Regions from separate parts of the Homo sapiens genome. Here regions 1, 2 and 4 are each linked to region 3. The links are chromatin contacts, found by Hi-C or POLR2A ChIA-PET in ENCODE. All regions are on one chromosome and are shown on one strand. The core of a region is the stretch at or near the end of the contact, and the rest is flanking DNA. Distances in the headings are between cores, read along the strand shown. Region 1 has its middle 46 kb from the start of PRR15. Region 2 holds the start of PRR15 (proline rich 15). Region 3 holds the start of MIR550A3HG (MIR550A3 host gene). Region 4 has its middle 25 kb from the start of PRR15.

What was found. A loop is a pair of places that touch in the nucleus more often than their neighbours do. ChIA-PET counts read pairs that join two places held with the same protein, here RNA polymerase II (POLR2A). Pooled maps may share reads with other maps.
Region 1: a pooled map shows a loop between it and region 3 (2.1-fold over the local background). The contact joins the enhancer-like site here to the promoter of MIR550A3HG in region 3. A Hi-C loop is called at or near these places in 1 of 50 pooled maps.
Region 2: a map of PC-9 shows a loop between it and region 3 (3-fold over the local background). The contact joins the promoter of PRR15 here to the promoter of MIR550A3HG in region 3. A Hi-C loop is called at or near these places in 3 of 168 maps with a recorded cell type or tissue (PC-9, endothelial cell of umbilical vein and mammary epithelial cell) and 9 of 50 pooled maps. POLR2A ChIA-PET finds 5 or more read pairs at or near these places in 3 of 52 experiments (AG04449, PC-9 and WTC11).
Region 4: a pooled map shows a loop between it and region 3 (4-fold over the local background). The contact joins the enhancer-like site here to the promoter of MIR550A3HG in region 3. A Hi-C loop is called at or near these places in 1 of 168 maps with a recorded cell type or tissue (mammary epithelial cell) and 2 of 50 pooled maps.

Annotation. Positions count from the first base shown.
Region 1 is chr7:29,608,106-29,611,520 of GRCh38, reverse strand. No RefSeq gene overlaps it. Among named protein-coding and RNA genes, the nearest start is that of PRR15, 46 kb to the right of the region's middle. Within about 2 kb of position 2,165, at least 4 of the 41 ENCODE cell types and tissues checked have a DNase peak (open chromatin) inside an H3K27ac peak, as active enhancers do.
Region 2 is chr7:29,562,308-29,565,634 of GRCh38, reverse strand. PRR15 (proline rich 15) reads right to left here and starts at 1,800. Exons shown (of 2, transcript NM_175887.3): 1 at 1,258-1,800. PRR15-DT (PRR15 divergent transcript) reads left to right here and starts at 1,944. Exons shown (of 2, transcript NR_183550.1): 1 at 1,944-2,247. RefSeq lists an enhancer at 1-177.
Region 3 is chr7:29,683,885-29,687,266 of GRCh38, reverse strand. MIR550A3HG (MIR550A3 host gene) reads left to right here and starts at 2,129. Exons shown (of 2, transcript NR_024278.1): 1 at 2,129-2,494. It also overlaps the pseudogene ZNRF2P2 and the pseudogene DPY19L2P3. RefSeq lists a silencer at 2,284-2,333.
Region 4 is chr7:29,586,975-29,590,091 of GRCh38, reverse strand. No RefSeq gene overlaps it. Among named protein-coding and RNA genes, the nearest start is that of PRR15, 25 kb to the right of the region's middle. Within about 2 kb of position 1,696, at least 2 of the 41 ENCODE cell types and tissues checked have a DNase peak (open chromatin) inside an H3K27ac peak, as active enhancers do.

The DNA.
Region 1 (3,415 bases), core at 916-3,415, 76 kb after region 3:
CTTCACTCAGGTAGGGAGTCCCAGAAAACCAGAGCCCCAGTGAAGTCCATCTAGAGGAATTTTTCACACGACCAACAGATAAATTTTCTTTCCAAGTAAAGCCAAGTGCTGGGTCCAGGGTGCTAGGCTATCAACACAAGCACAATGAGGAAGACTTCTCTTCCCCTCATAGCAGGAAAGAGGACAGCCATAAATATGTCCTGTGGGGTCTAGCAGGGCCCCTGTGAGGCTAGATGTGAGAAAGAACCCTTTCTGTGCCTCCCAGGGCCTGGTTGGCAGCTGCGCAGAAGGCTACTTCTCCTCAGGGCCACAGAGAGACGGGCCCTGAGGCAAAAGCCTTTGAGAGACCTTCATGGCAACCTGGAAGTTCACAGAATCCATTCTTAACCTCTTTCTTACACTCAGGCCAGGCCTCTGGCCCAGTGATTCTCACATTTAGTTCAAAGACCACTAGACTCCACCTGTACATCCGGGTGAGGGTCTTCTGAGGGAACTTCTGGTTTTGTTTATGTGGATTTACACAAGAGTCTTCTGTTGTCTAAGTTTAATAAACTTCAATGCTATTTCATCTAAAGCAGCCTATCTTTTTTTGGTTATTTTTTGGTAAATGTTGACATTTAATTGACTTCAATAATCTCAAAAACCACAATGGTGGAGGTGGTATTTTCTTTTCACTGTTGATGGAAAAAAGAGCTGAACACAGCTGGGTGCGGTGGCTCATACCTGTAATCCCAGCCCTTTGGAAGGCCAAGGCAGGTGGATCACCTGAGGTCAGGAGTTCAAGACCAGCCTGACCAAGATGGCAGAACCCTGTCTCTACTAAAAATACAAAAAATTAGCTGGGCATGGTGGCGGGCATCTGTAATCCCAGCTACTCAGGAGGCTGAGGCAGGAGAATTGCTTGAATCTGGGAGGCAGAGGTTGCAGTGAGCCAACATCATGCCACCGCACTCCAGCCTGGGCAATAGAGTGAGACTCCGCCTCTCCAAAAAAAAAAAAAAAAGAGCTGAACACAATTCTGGGACCAGAAATGTCAACACTCTTTCCACTTAAAAAATGAAGTATTAGGGAGATACTGTATTTATTATAAACAGATGTGGATCTTATACATTCTGTCAATTTTAACTGTGGAAATAGAAGTCCATCTATCTAAAACATGCACTACTGTCCAACTTTAAATTTATGAAACCTTTCTCTTACATCATTTCTGAACATCTTGGCATCTACTCAAAATCATGAGAAAGTATTACTCCTGCTAAATTCTGGTGTCCAAATTGTACAAACTGCATCTCTGTAGCTTTCTAGTTTCCTTCGTGTGTGTTGTGGAAAGAGTACTATTAATAGCTTTGGAGCAAGGGTTAGAATCCCAGTCCCACTCATTATTTCATCCCTCGGTGCCTCACTCCAGGGAGATTACAATATGTGAGGATTCAACAAGATCATGACAAAACACTTTGCAGGGCACAGGGACTGCCATGCCATGGAAGAAGAATATATTTACAAAACCAAACATTACCTTCCTCTGTGCGTTCGATGACCTGGGCTGCAGACCTTACTCTAGCAAACCGCTAGGTGGCACTAATTTGGGGACTCCTTCCTTTGCCGCCTAAAAGCATCCTGGAATTTACCACCATTCCGTCTCCTCAACGCTTGCCTAAGTGTTGGTGACTCAATCTGTGGATTCCACTCCAATTGGCTTAAGCCCAGTCATTTTGGGATGAATAATTGGCACTGCCATTACTCTAGGAACAAGGCACACATTCCATCTAGACCTGCAGGATAAGTAATACGGAATGTAGTCCGTGGAAAGAGACAGGTACAAAGAAGAGGAAAGAGACAAGGAGAGTGAAAGACAAGCAAAAAAGGAAGGATCCCTCCGAAGAGAGAGACTGAGTGATGGTCAGAGAAGGACAGAATAAAAGCATGATGGGGAAAAGGAAAGGGGAAGTGGGTTAATATTCAACTAAAAAAGGAGGGCTTTATTTTAATTTCTCATGCTAAGGAGCAAACAAACAAAAACACTGAAAGAGAGACTGCCTTTCCTTTGCAAACCAAGAGGCTTTGAGGGCTGTGTCCACAGAGCAGGTGAAGGCACCAGCTGCCCAGCTTGTGAATGCCAGAGATAAACAAACCACACCCAGTTGCCTTTCAACTATCCAAGATACCGTCTCCTCCCTGCGTTGCGGAGGTCGGATGACTGAGAACACAGCCTAGGGTCACTAAAAGGTCTGGAGTATGAGGGAAGGTACCCGTCCTTATTGTTCTTCACTCTGAAAATGCTGAGGCAGAAGCGATTCATGGGACATGAGAACTTTTTAGGCTCAAGGTTAATTCTTCAAGATAGTGAGCTGTCTGTCTCTGGGAAGATACAGACCAAGGATAGGACTGCCTGTTAGGATTCTAGGGGAGGAAGCCTGCCCTGAACCGAGCAAGAGGGTCTCCCAGACCGTCAGGGTCCTTTCTGAAGCCACCTTGTTTCCTATAAATATAAAAAACAGACCCAGCTGTGACAAGCTTCCTGGCTGTCTTTACCCACACCCCATCCACTTGGTGGTCTGAACTCGGGGCTGCAGGTAGGTACAGGAAGAAGAGGCTGTGGCCACTTAAGGTACGAAATAAACATTCCTGCCTTTTAAGCCAACACCTGCAGATTTCACCTCCTCAGTACTGGGGTGGAGAGGAGAGGTTAGGCATTCACTGCATGGGCCACAGAGGGCAAAAACTGAAAAGAAGTCAACCTTCCGAGAACTCGCCACTTTGAGAATATGATACCCTTGCAACCACCTAACTAAATATCTGCCATTAACTCAGTCTAAAAGCATGAAGTACTGTATTCTCCTGAGATTGGGGGAAAATACGCCTCACTGTACCAGTGCGTGAATAATCAAAGTGCTCCTTTCGTTCCCCATTATTCTCCCCTTTCTATTGATGTTGTTGTTTTCGTGTGTATTCATTGTCTCAAAAGCCTGATAACTCATTGTTTTAGAATGTTTGTTAAGGAGCCAGAAGCTAGACAGTCTGGGTCTGAATATTAACCTTGTGGCCTTGGGTAACTGACAATCTCTCCTAACTTCAGTTCCTTCATCTGTTAGGTGGAGCCAAGTTAGGTACGTACCTCAGAGAGCACCTGTATAAAAGAGGTGAGATCACATAAAGAGCTTAGTCCAGGGCCTGACACCATGCTATTAGTGATACAATTATGATATAAAAAACTTCTTTTGCATTTCTGCAATAATTCAGGTGGAGCCTGGCCCACGGACATGTGAATTAGTTCATGTGCTTTCTTGCAGAGGTTAATTTACTATTAGTTTTGAAGAGCAATTTGCAAAGCCAAGATGAGAAATTGTTTAGTGTGATAAAGACTGACTCAAGACCTACAAAAAGTGCTGAGTGAGTTGGAAGCTGAAGCACACAC
Region 2 (3,327 bases), core at 551-3,050, 120 kb after region 3:
CAGGAGCCTTTTCGATGAGATACTTAGGAGAATTTATATCCCAGTAGGAGAGAAGGACAAGCTTATGATATTTGTTTTGGTTCTTTTAAATTCTACTTTTGACCACTTCTGCCTTGTGACTTTCAAAGAAGCATGTCTAGACTTAACTTCCCTTGAAAACCGCCATCCTAATTCTTCCTTTTACTCCCCAGAGCCCAATCTTGCGTCTGTTTGAAGTCACCCCCGGCTGACGGTTGAGATGAAGCCAAGTATCAAATGGCCTCTTCCCTTAGTTTTGTATTAAAATATGCACCGAGTCTGTACGACGCAACTCAACTCTGGAGAATTTCAGTTACAAAGTAAAGGCTTCTCTTCTTTTCCTTGTGCAATTCCCTCCTCCCAAGGAGAAAGAACGCAACAAGGAACTCCGAAACAATGTGCTTCTTCCCCAAGCTTCTAAGACCCCCCCTCTGCAGAGCGAAAGGCCGCTTCTGAGCACTTAGGTGCGGGTACAGCAAGCGAGACTCCCAGCCCACTTTCTGTGCGGGGTCTCTTGGGCGCTGCCACCAGCAACGGCAGGATTCGCCTGCGCCGCGGCTCACTTCCAGGTTTCCGCTCGGCTCCTTCCCAGCCCACGCGCCGGGCGCTCCTGGGATTGGCGATCGCGCTGGAGAGGGAAACTTCGGCGGTGTTTGTTGTAGGAGGTTCTCCTCCCGGAACCGCCAGGGAGAGGAAGTCTGATCGCCTACGGGAGGCGGCGGGGCGGCCTCGGCTGCGCCCCGAAACCGCAACACCGGCTCCTCCCCAGGATGCCCTGAGGACACACTCGGGCAGCGACTTGAAAACAATACAAGAAAAAACGGCCAAAAGTTCTTTCGGTACAAAAGGCACCCACGCCCTCAGGCACAATTAGCAACTGCGTCTGCAAACATCCCATTCCCTCCTACTTTGCAGATCGGAAAAGCAACCCGTACCCCCAAGTCATTTACTAACAGTGGTGGTAAGGTGTCCTGATGCTGCTTCCTCTCCTCTAACCTACATTTTCTTCTTCACAATCATCAACTTTGTGAGCACGGAAGGGCTTTGTACGAATTGCGCAAGGAAAAGATGGCAAATTACTCAAAAGTACAGAAAACGGAGTCCTGGAGCGTCCGTGGTTTTCAGCCTCTCTTAGGGCTCCGGGAGGCGGGTACCTGGGAGGTACCAGGCAGCACCCCAGGGTGACCCCCGGGGCCAGGCTCTGTCTCGGCGGACGCCGAACCACCCCCAGTCGCTCACCTGCTCGGGCTTAACAGGACCCGGAGGCCTCGCGCGGTGAACGCGGCCGAGAGCACGAAGGGGGCGCGCTCGGGTCAACCTGGAAGCCGGGGCTCGAGTCCCTGGGCGCGGACTTGGAGAGATCAGGCTTCTGGAAAGTGTACAGGTCGGAATTCCCGCAGCCCAGCTAAATCAAGTGCTGCTGCTGGTCTCCTCTGGCACCTCCAATTGCTGCGCGCTGCGGCGGAAGCCCGGGGCTCGCAGCGCAGTCTGTTCTGGTCGGAGGGGGCGGCGGCGAGGGGCCGCCAGACTCGCTGCCCGGGTGGAAGGTCCAGGGCGGCTTTCCGGGCTAGTAGTGTTTCATTCGCCGGCGCGTCCCTCTTCCCTGCTAGCACCGCCCGGGAGCCGGCTGAGAGATGGGACCCTGGCTGTTCACTCCGGCGCATCGAACTTGCCTACGCGTCCGTAGGAACGCAAAAAAGACATCTGCCCACCTGCTGGTTATTTGCCAAGTGATTCGGGAAACCAGAACCCTGGGGCAGCTGGGGGAGAAAAGAAAATAACCCAGGAGGCGGTCACCGCTGCCACAGGTGCAGGTAGGAACTTCGCGTTCCCACCCTCCAGGGGAGGAGATTGGATCAGGCGCCAGCCTTGAGGTGTCTGATTGGAGAAAAGCTGTGCAGTGCCGCTCCCCCGACCGACTCCTTGAGAAGAAACGGCGGAGACCTGAGACCCGGAGGCTGAGGCTGTAGGTGGGCTCCGCTGGGTAAAAGTTGCCGCAGCAGCTGTCCCTTGGCCCCATCGCGATTTATTTTTCCCCCTTGCTTTCCGGGTCCCGGGATCCCAAGTTTGTAACTAACGGGAGCGAATCCACACCCGAGCAAAATGTTTGCGAGTTTCAGGCGCCCTTAGTTGAAAGGCTGTAATTAACAAGTCCGCTGTTTGCCAGCCAGGCGCCGTTGCAGGCGCTTTCTGTGGATTGTCATTTATTTCTCACAGCAACCCTAGGAGGTAGGTATTGTTATTATTATTATTCTCACTCGACAGGCGAGGAAACCCTAGCACGGGAAAATGGTTGCTCAGGTTTGCCTGTCTGGTACGTGGCAGAGCAGGGTTGGAACCCAGGGGGCCTGACTCTAGCTTCTACGGTCTTAACCACCACAACCTGCCAGTCTGAGACTCTTAACACGACTCAGTGAGGATGTGAATTTCCTTCTTTCAGGCCTGGAAGTCCATGGACAGCCACCCAACGAGGGCAGTGTAAATCCAGCCCTGAGCCACTGCAGGAAGTGAACCGGGGATTGCACTCCTGGTCACATAAGAGTACTTTTTTTTTTTTTTTTTTTTTGAGACGGAGTCTCGCTCAGTCGCCGAGGCTGGACTGCAGTGGCGCGATCTCGGCTCACGGCAAGCTCCGCCTCCCGGGTTCACGCCATTCTCCTGCCTCAGCCTCCCGAGTAGCTGGGACTACAGGCGCCCGCCACTGCGCCCGGCTAATTTTTTGTATTTTCAGTAGAGACGGGGTTCCCCGTGTTAGCCAGGATAGTCTCGATCTCCTGACCTCGTGATACGCCCGTCTCGGCCTCCCTCCCAAAGTGCTGGGATTACAGGCGTGAGCCACAGCGCCCGGCCAAGAGTACTTTTTATTCATTTGACATAAAGATATTGGCACAGGGCATTTTCACTAATGAAGGCAGAGGTGCAGCTTGCTTCATCTTCCAGGATGCTCTTGTTTCAAAAAACGATTTTGATGTTCCTTGAGCTCATATGCAAGCATAACTCCCCTGAAGGACTGGGTGTGGAGCAACTGAGCATCTCTGTTGTGAAAACTGTTTGCAGTATAAAAGCAGTGAAAGACAGCCGGGCAAGATGGCTCAAGCCTGTAACCCTAGCGCTTTGGAGGCCGAGGCGGGTGGATCACATGAGACCAGGAGTTTGAGACCAGCCTGGCCAACATGACAAAACCTTGTCTCTACTTAAAAATAATAATAAAAAACAAGGTGGGTGTAGTGGTGCACGCCTGTATTCCCAGCTATTGGGGAGGCTGAGGCACAAGAATCATTTGAACCTGGGAGGTGGAGGTGGCAGTGA
Region 3 (3,382 bases), core at 880-3,379:
AAAAACAAAGAGATAATGGAGGAAAATATATTCTCTTCATAATAATAATCTTTCCAAAATACCATTTTGTGATGGTTGCCTTAGACATTATAAATTCTGACAAATTTATTTAGATCATTTCACTTAGGAATCAGTCACTTCAAAATTATACATTATGCCTCTATATAGAAAAATATTATATATGTGATACCCAATTCTGTAATATAAATAATAGTAAGTCAATATAAAAGTATATAATTAAAATATGGTGATAATAGAAAAATACAAAGATTTATAGAAACATTTCATAATTCACTTCATTTAGATCCTTGAATTTATTCCTTCATAAAATATATAAAATATATTATAAAAACTGGAACAGAATGGAATAATAGCACCTGTACCCATTACAATTTTAACCAAGCAGAAGATTTAATTGACCAATTGTTTCCAAACTGCAAGCTATTTTTAAAAGTTCAAAGACAAAGAAAAAATAACAACAGAAAAAAATTTCCAACAGAATGTTCATGTCTCAGAGGTTTTTTAAAAATAACACTATACATTCTGGGAAACTAATGTGAAATCACTGGGGGGAAAATGTCAAAAAATAAAGAGTTGAAAAGAGAAAGCAAGCACCTCTTAGAGCTAACCATTTTTAATATTTTGGTAATTGGTGCGGTGGCTCACACCTGTAATCCCAGCACTTTGGGAGGCCAAGGCGGGCGGATCATGAGGTCAGGAGTTCGAGACCAGCCTGGCCAACATAGTGAAACCCCATCTCTACTAAAAATACAAAAGTTAGCTGGGCGTGGTGGCAGGCGCCTGTGATGCCAGCTACTCAGGAGGTTGAGGCAGGAGAATCACTTGAAATCGGAAGGCAGAGGCTGGAAATCGGAAGGCAGAGGCTGCAGTGAGCCAAGATCACAGGACTGCACTCTGGCCTGGGCGACAAGAGCAAAACTCCATCTCAAAAAAAAAAAAAAAAAAGTTGGTGATTATCTTTCCAGTCCTCCCCCTAGGCATTTAAAGCATGAAATTAGAGTTACTCAATACTACCTAATGAGATCATATTATCAATGTTAATGTAATATACATCACTAAACATCAAAAACATCTTGCCTCGTCTCAGAAGTGTAGTTTTATTATGCAGGTTGACACAGTAGGAAAAGCATAGCTTTGATGTCAGAATTGAACTCAAATTCTGACTCTGCAAGTTATAGTTTCCATGGTCTCAAGTAATCCTTCAACGGCTGTCAATCACTTCACCTCTCAAATAAGTTTAATAATAACCATTCTACAAGAGAAGTGAGATAAGCGCTCACATATACAGTCGTATATGTCCTATATGTCCTAAGTATAGTGCTGGCATATAGTATGCAGTGAATGCTTTTACCTTGTTAAAACATTCTGTTCTAAACTTACATTTTTATTTGTAAATGAGAAATTAATCCCCTGTGAAATTAATCTCGCAGGGGGAGGGAAGCGACGGTTGCCGGGAAGCGCGGGCCACCCCTCCCTCCCTCCCATTCTTCGTCCTCCCCTCGCGCGCCACCCGTTTTTCCTCTTTCTCCGTTAATAACGGCTGGGTGGCTGGGGGAGGAGGGAAGGTGGCTCCGGCGGAGTCTGGGCGGGCGCCTCCCACTCAGCCGCCAGCCGCCGTGGGAGCCGGAGGATGGCGGCGGTAGCAGCGGCCGCCGGAGACTAGGCGGTGCGGAGGCCCGGGGCGCCAAGCGCGGCGGCAGAAAGCGGCAGCGGCCCGTCATGGCGCACCAGAACCGAAACCAGCGGCAGTCGCACCGCCACCTGAGTCGCCCCTTCCTGCTGGAGACAGCGAGGGGTGCCTGCAGCCGGGACACCTTCTTCTCCGCGTCTCCTCGTCTCCCGCGCCCGCGTCAGGCCGCCAGCCTTGCCCACCGCCCCGAGAAGAGCGCGCCGGGCGCCGACTGCCCCTCGGGGCGCCGGGCGGCGGCCCTGGACGTGCGGGGGCCTCTCTGGGCCGGCCGCAGCGCCTCGGCCCTGCCCTCTAGCTCCCGCGTTCGCTCCTGCCTTCTTGGCTCTCGGGGCACAGCGCGCGGCCCGGTCCGGAGCAGGGCGGACATGAGCGCCAAGCAGAGCGGCCTGGCCGCCGCTCACGGCGCACGCGCGCGTACTCGGCTCGGATCTACCTTCCAGTAGCAGCGGAGTGGCCAATGGGACCGGGACCAGAGCCGGGGGCCGGAGGCCGCCGCCGCGGGGAGGTTCCCGGCCCAGGTGCCCAGCGCTCACCAGCCCGGCGGCGCCGCGGCGGCCCCGCAGCTGTTTCCTCGGGGGGGCGTGGCGTCGGGGGCCTTCGCGGCGCAGTCCTCTTTCAGCATCCCGAACAGCAGCAGCGGCCCGTAGGACTCGCAGGACTCGGTGCACAGCAGCCCTGAGGATGGCGGCGGCGGCCGGCACCGGCCGGTGGGCTGGAGCCCCGGCGGGCCGCTCCTGGTGATCGGCTCCTTACCAGCTCACCTCTCACCGCGCATGTTTGGAGGTACGGACCCCTCTCCACGCGCCCGCGCTCGGTCCTCCCGCGGCTGCACGTGGGCCGTGGCCGCCGGCTATTTTTACCCTTCTCCTTTTCTCCTTCGGCCGGGGCGCCGGGGGCTGCTTCCCGGCCCAGCCCGCGCCGGTCTCCATCCTGGGAAGAAACCCGGCACGTAACACCTGCGGTGTCGCTGCCGCGTAGACACGTGGTTTTGTTTTTAAACATCGTGAGCACCCACACCTCAGCGGGTACTCAGTAGAGATAGTCTATTTTCCAGTGAGTTGACTGGAGCAAATGTTGTTTTACAGCAAACCCACGAAATAGCCCTTGTGGTTGTGGCTTTTAGTACCAGGAAGTCAGGAGGAGACGGTTGCTAAATGTAGTTCTATCTGGTACTCGAGTGGGGCACAATTTTTAAAAGCCAAAAGTCAAAGGGTCTCAAATGAACTCTGAGTTACCATCTTTGGACTGACTTTTAATATAAAGCTGTAATCCTTAAATCTGTGTCAGTAGTCCCACCTACTATGTCACTTTAATTGGATGAATGCGTTAATGAAAAGTTTGTTTTCAAACCTCACTAAACTGCTACTTAAGATCACAGTTAATGTGAGTCCTGCTTAATTTGGAAAGCATTTAAAAAATGGAAAAGTTTCTTAGGGAAGCAAAAATTTTGCAACTCTGCCTACAAGGTACAGTAATTGGCTAGGTTCTTTTGAAGAGCAGTGTTGACTAGAGTTAAGGAAAAGTCAGTTGTGAAAAATGGACATTTTTAATAGCAAAATGATGTGCTTTACTGTAGAAACAGGAGGAAGGGTGCATTTTCCTGGGGAAAATGAATTCTTCTTCAGTTATATTTTATGCTGCTCTACTTTATTGCAAAACGCTAATATTAAA
Region 4 (3,117 bases), core at 447-2,946, 97 kb after region 3:
GCAGATGGATAAACAAGCAGTGGTACATCCATTAAATGAAATATTACTCAACAACAAAAAGGAAGAAACTAGTGATACTCTTGACAAAACTGATGGATTATGCTAATCAATGCATTATCATAAGTGAAAGAAACAAGGCTCAAAATGCTACAGATTGTAGGATTTCATTTATATGGCATTCTGCAGGAAAGAACCCTATAGGGATAAAAGTAATATCAGTGGATCAGTGGTTACTAAGACTTACAGGTGGGGGAGGATTTGATTAAAAGGGACCACTTGGAAGAAATTTTTGGAGAGAGGGGATCATCTGGTCTCCTGATTGGGGTGATTGTTATACCAGTCTATGAATTTGTCCAAACTCATAGAACTGTACACTACAAGGGATTTTTATCATATTAAAATTTAAAATATTTACAAAAATAATGGAAGATCACAAAATGGGAGATTCTTTAAGAAGGCTTAAAAATCCTCTCTGAAAAAATGATCAAAAATGCCTAGATGAAAACCCAGGGAATTTTTCAAAAAGTGTGTGAGAAATTTGTGAACAATGATGAAGTCAATGGGCAGAGGATGGCACTTAGGTTCCATACATGTTGTTCACAGCAAAACCAAACCAAAACAAAACAAAAACAAAAAAAAAAACAAGAAACAAAAACAAACAAAACAGTCAACTGCCCTTGCTCCAGCAGCCCTTGCGTCCTTCAGAGGAGCATTCCTTCCAGTGACCACTAGAGGCAGCACAGAGAAGCTTAAAGCCCCAACTTAAGCCCGGAAGATAATCCCCAAAATGATTACAGCCTCCTGACCTCTGCCTTTGGAGATTTTTCTGAGGGCACACTTGGCAGTTCTGGGCCACTTCCTCTGTTTAACTTACTTGGGTTGTGGGTGGCAGATAGAGCAGAGTGATGTGACAGCAGAAGCATTCCAAGTGGGTGCTTGAGGTGGCAAGTTTCGGGTATCTGCCTGAGCCCAGGAGACCCTGCATTGGCGAGTGGCCCGGGTCCCCTGGCTTCTCTTTAGGGTGATTGATGGGATGTGGAGCGGAACTTTCTGGGTGAGCAAGACCCTCTGCTCAGGCTTCTTCCCCTCTCACTGGCGCCTGCAGATTGGAAAGCAGAACGTGGGATGGGACAGGAAGTCAGAACAGCACAAAAATGAACTTGCTTAGTGTGGCAGGTGCATGGGGGGCTGGGGGAGGCTGAGGGAAAGAAGGAAGAGAGGCTGTGTGTGGACCGATGAGGACAAAGAGAAGCTCAAAGGGTCTGAGCAGACAACAACCCATTTTTACCTCATTGCTCGTTTTTGTTTCATTTTTTTCTTCCTCTCTTCTTTCTTCTCCTCTCTTTGACATTCTCTACCCCACTCCAGTCCCATCTTTTCCCTCTTCTCTTATGCTTTCTGTACATCCTTCCTTCCTCTCCTCCTCTCACAACAGTCAGCAGAGTAACGTGTATTCACTTGATGTGATAGGGAGGGACCACAGGAGCTAAAGATGATGTATTTGTTTCCTGTGGCTGCCAAAACAAATGATCACTAACTGGTGGCTTAAAAAAACACAGTTTATTCGCACAGTTCCGGAGGCCAAAAGTCTAAAATCAAGGTGTTGGCAGGGCCATGCTGCCTCTGGAGGATACAAGGGAACAGCCTTCCTGGCCTCTTTCAGGCACTGGGGACTCCAGGTGCCCTTGGGGCTCTGACTCCTAACTCCAGTCTCTGCCCTTCCTCTTCACCTGGTCTTTGCCCCTTTGCTGTTTCTGTGTTTCCTCAGCAGTGGCAATTAGTTGACTGAGTGTATGTGAATGATTATCCAGGACCCACCTAGGTAATCCAGGATAATCTCAAGATCCTTAACTTAATTATAACTGCAAAAACCTTTTTCCCAAATAAGGCCTTATTCACAGGTTCTGGAGGTTAGGACATATCTTTTTTAGGTCCATTCCATCCACTACAGGTGAGATCCCAGTCTCCAGGTAACATTCAGTTCTTCTGTTCTCCCTCATTCAGTAAGCCAAAGAAATAAACATAATTCACTGGTCCTGTACTTAGGGAACTAAAATCTGGTTGGATATCCATAATAAATCCTTTAACACACACACACACACACACACACACACACACAAAACCCCCAAAACCATATCATGAGAGTTGAAGAATATAATAACGCAATAATGTCATAACATAAATGTGATTAAAAAGCAATCTAGTCGGATAAATAAGACTAGCATATGTCTCATAATTAGAGACCAATTAAACCAATAACATGGTCAAAAACACACAAAGAATATCAACAGAGTTCACATAAAAAGATATAGAAATGTTCCAAGAGATGCTGAAGCTCACCTATAATAGAAATGCAAATTATAACTACTCAAGATATATACCATTTTTTACCTATTAAGTAGTTAAAATCCAAAAGTTTGATAAGACTCTATTTGGCAAGGGTATGAGGAAACAGCTCTTTTGTACATTGCTTGTGAGTGCTGTAAATGAGTACAACCCTTATAGATACAATGTGACAATATCAATAAAATTTATCTATAAAAATCTGTGGGCCAGGCACAGTGGCTAACGCCTATAATCCCAGCACTTTGGGAGGCCGAGGCAGCCAGGTCACTTGAGCCCAGGAGTTTGAGAACAGTCTGGGTTGTGAAGTAGAGATAGTGAAACCCCATTTCTACTAAAAATAGTAGAGGTGCAGAGGTGTTGGTGGTGTAGTGGTTAGCATAGCTGCCTTCCAAAAAGGACAAAAAGTAGCCAGAAATGCTGGTATGCACCTGTAGTCCCAGCTACTTGGGAGGCTGATTTGGGAGGATCGATTGAGCCTGAGAGGTTGAGACTGCAGTGAGCCATGATCATGCCACTGCACTCCAGCCTGGGTGACAGAGCAAGACTCTGTCTCAAAAACAAAACAAAACAAAACAAAACTGTGAAATCTGTACTCTTTGACCTAGGATACCTTCTTCTAGAATTTAATTTTACAGATAAACTTATCAGTTGCAAAATCTATGTTCAAATTATTCTATCTAGCATTGCCTTAAAGAGCAGAATATTGGAAATAAGCCAAAGATTTTACAATAGGAGGCTGGGGTTATGCCTGTTAGTGAAGGCAGAGAGCTC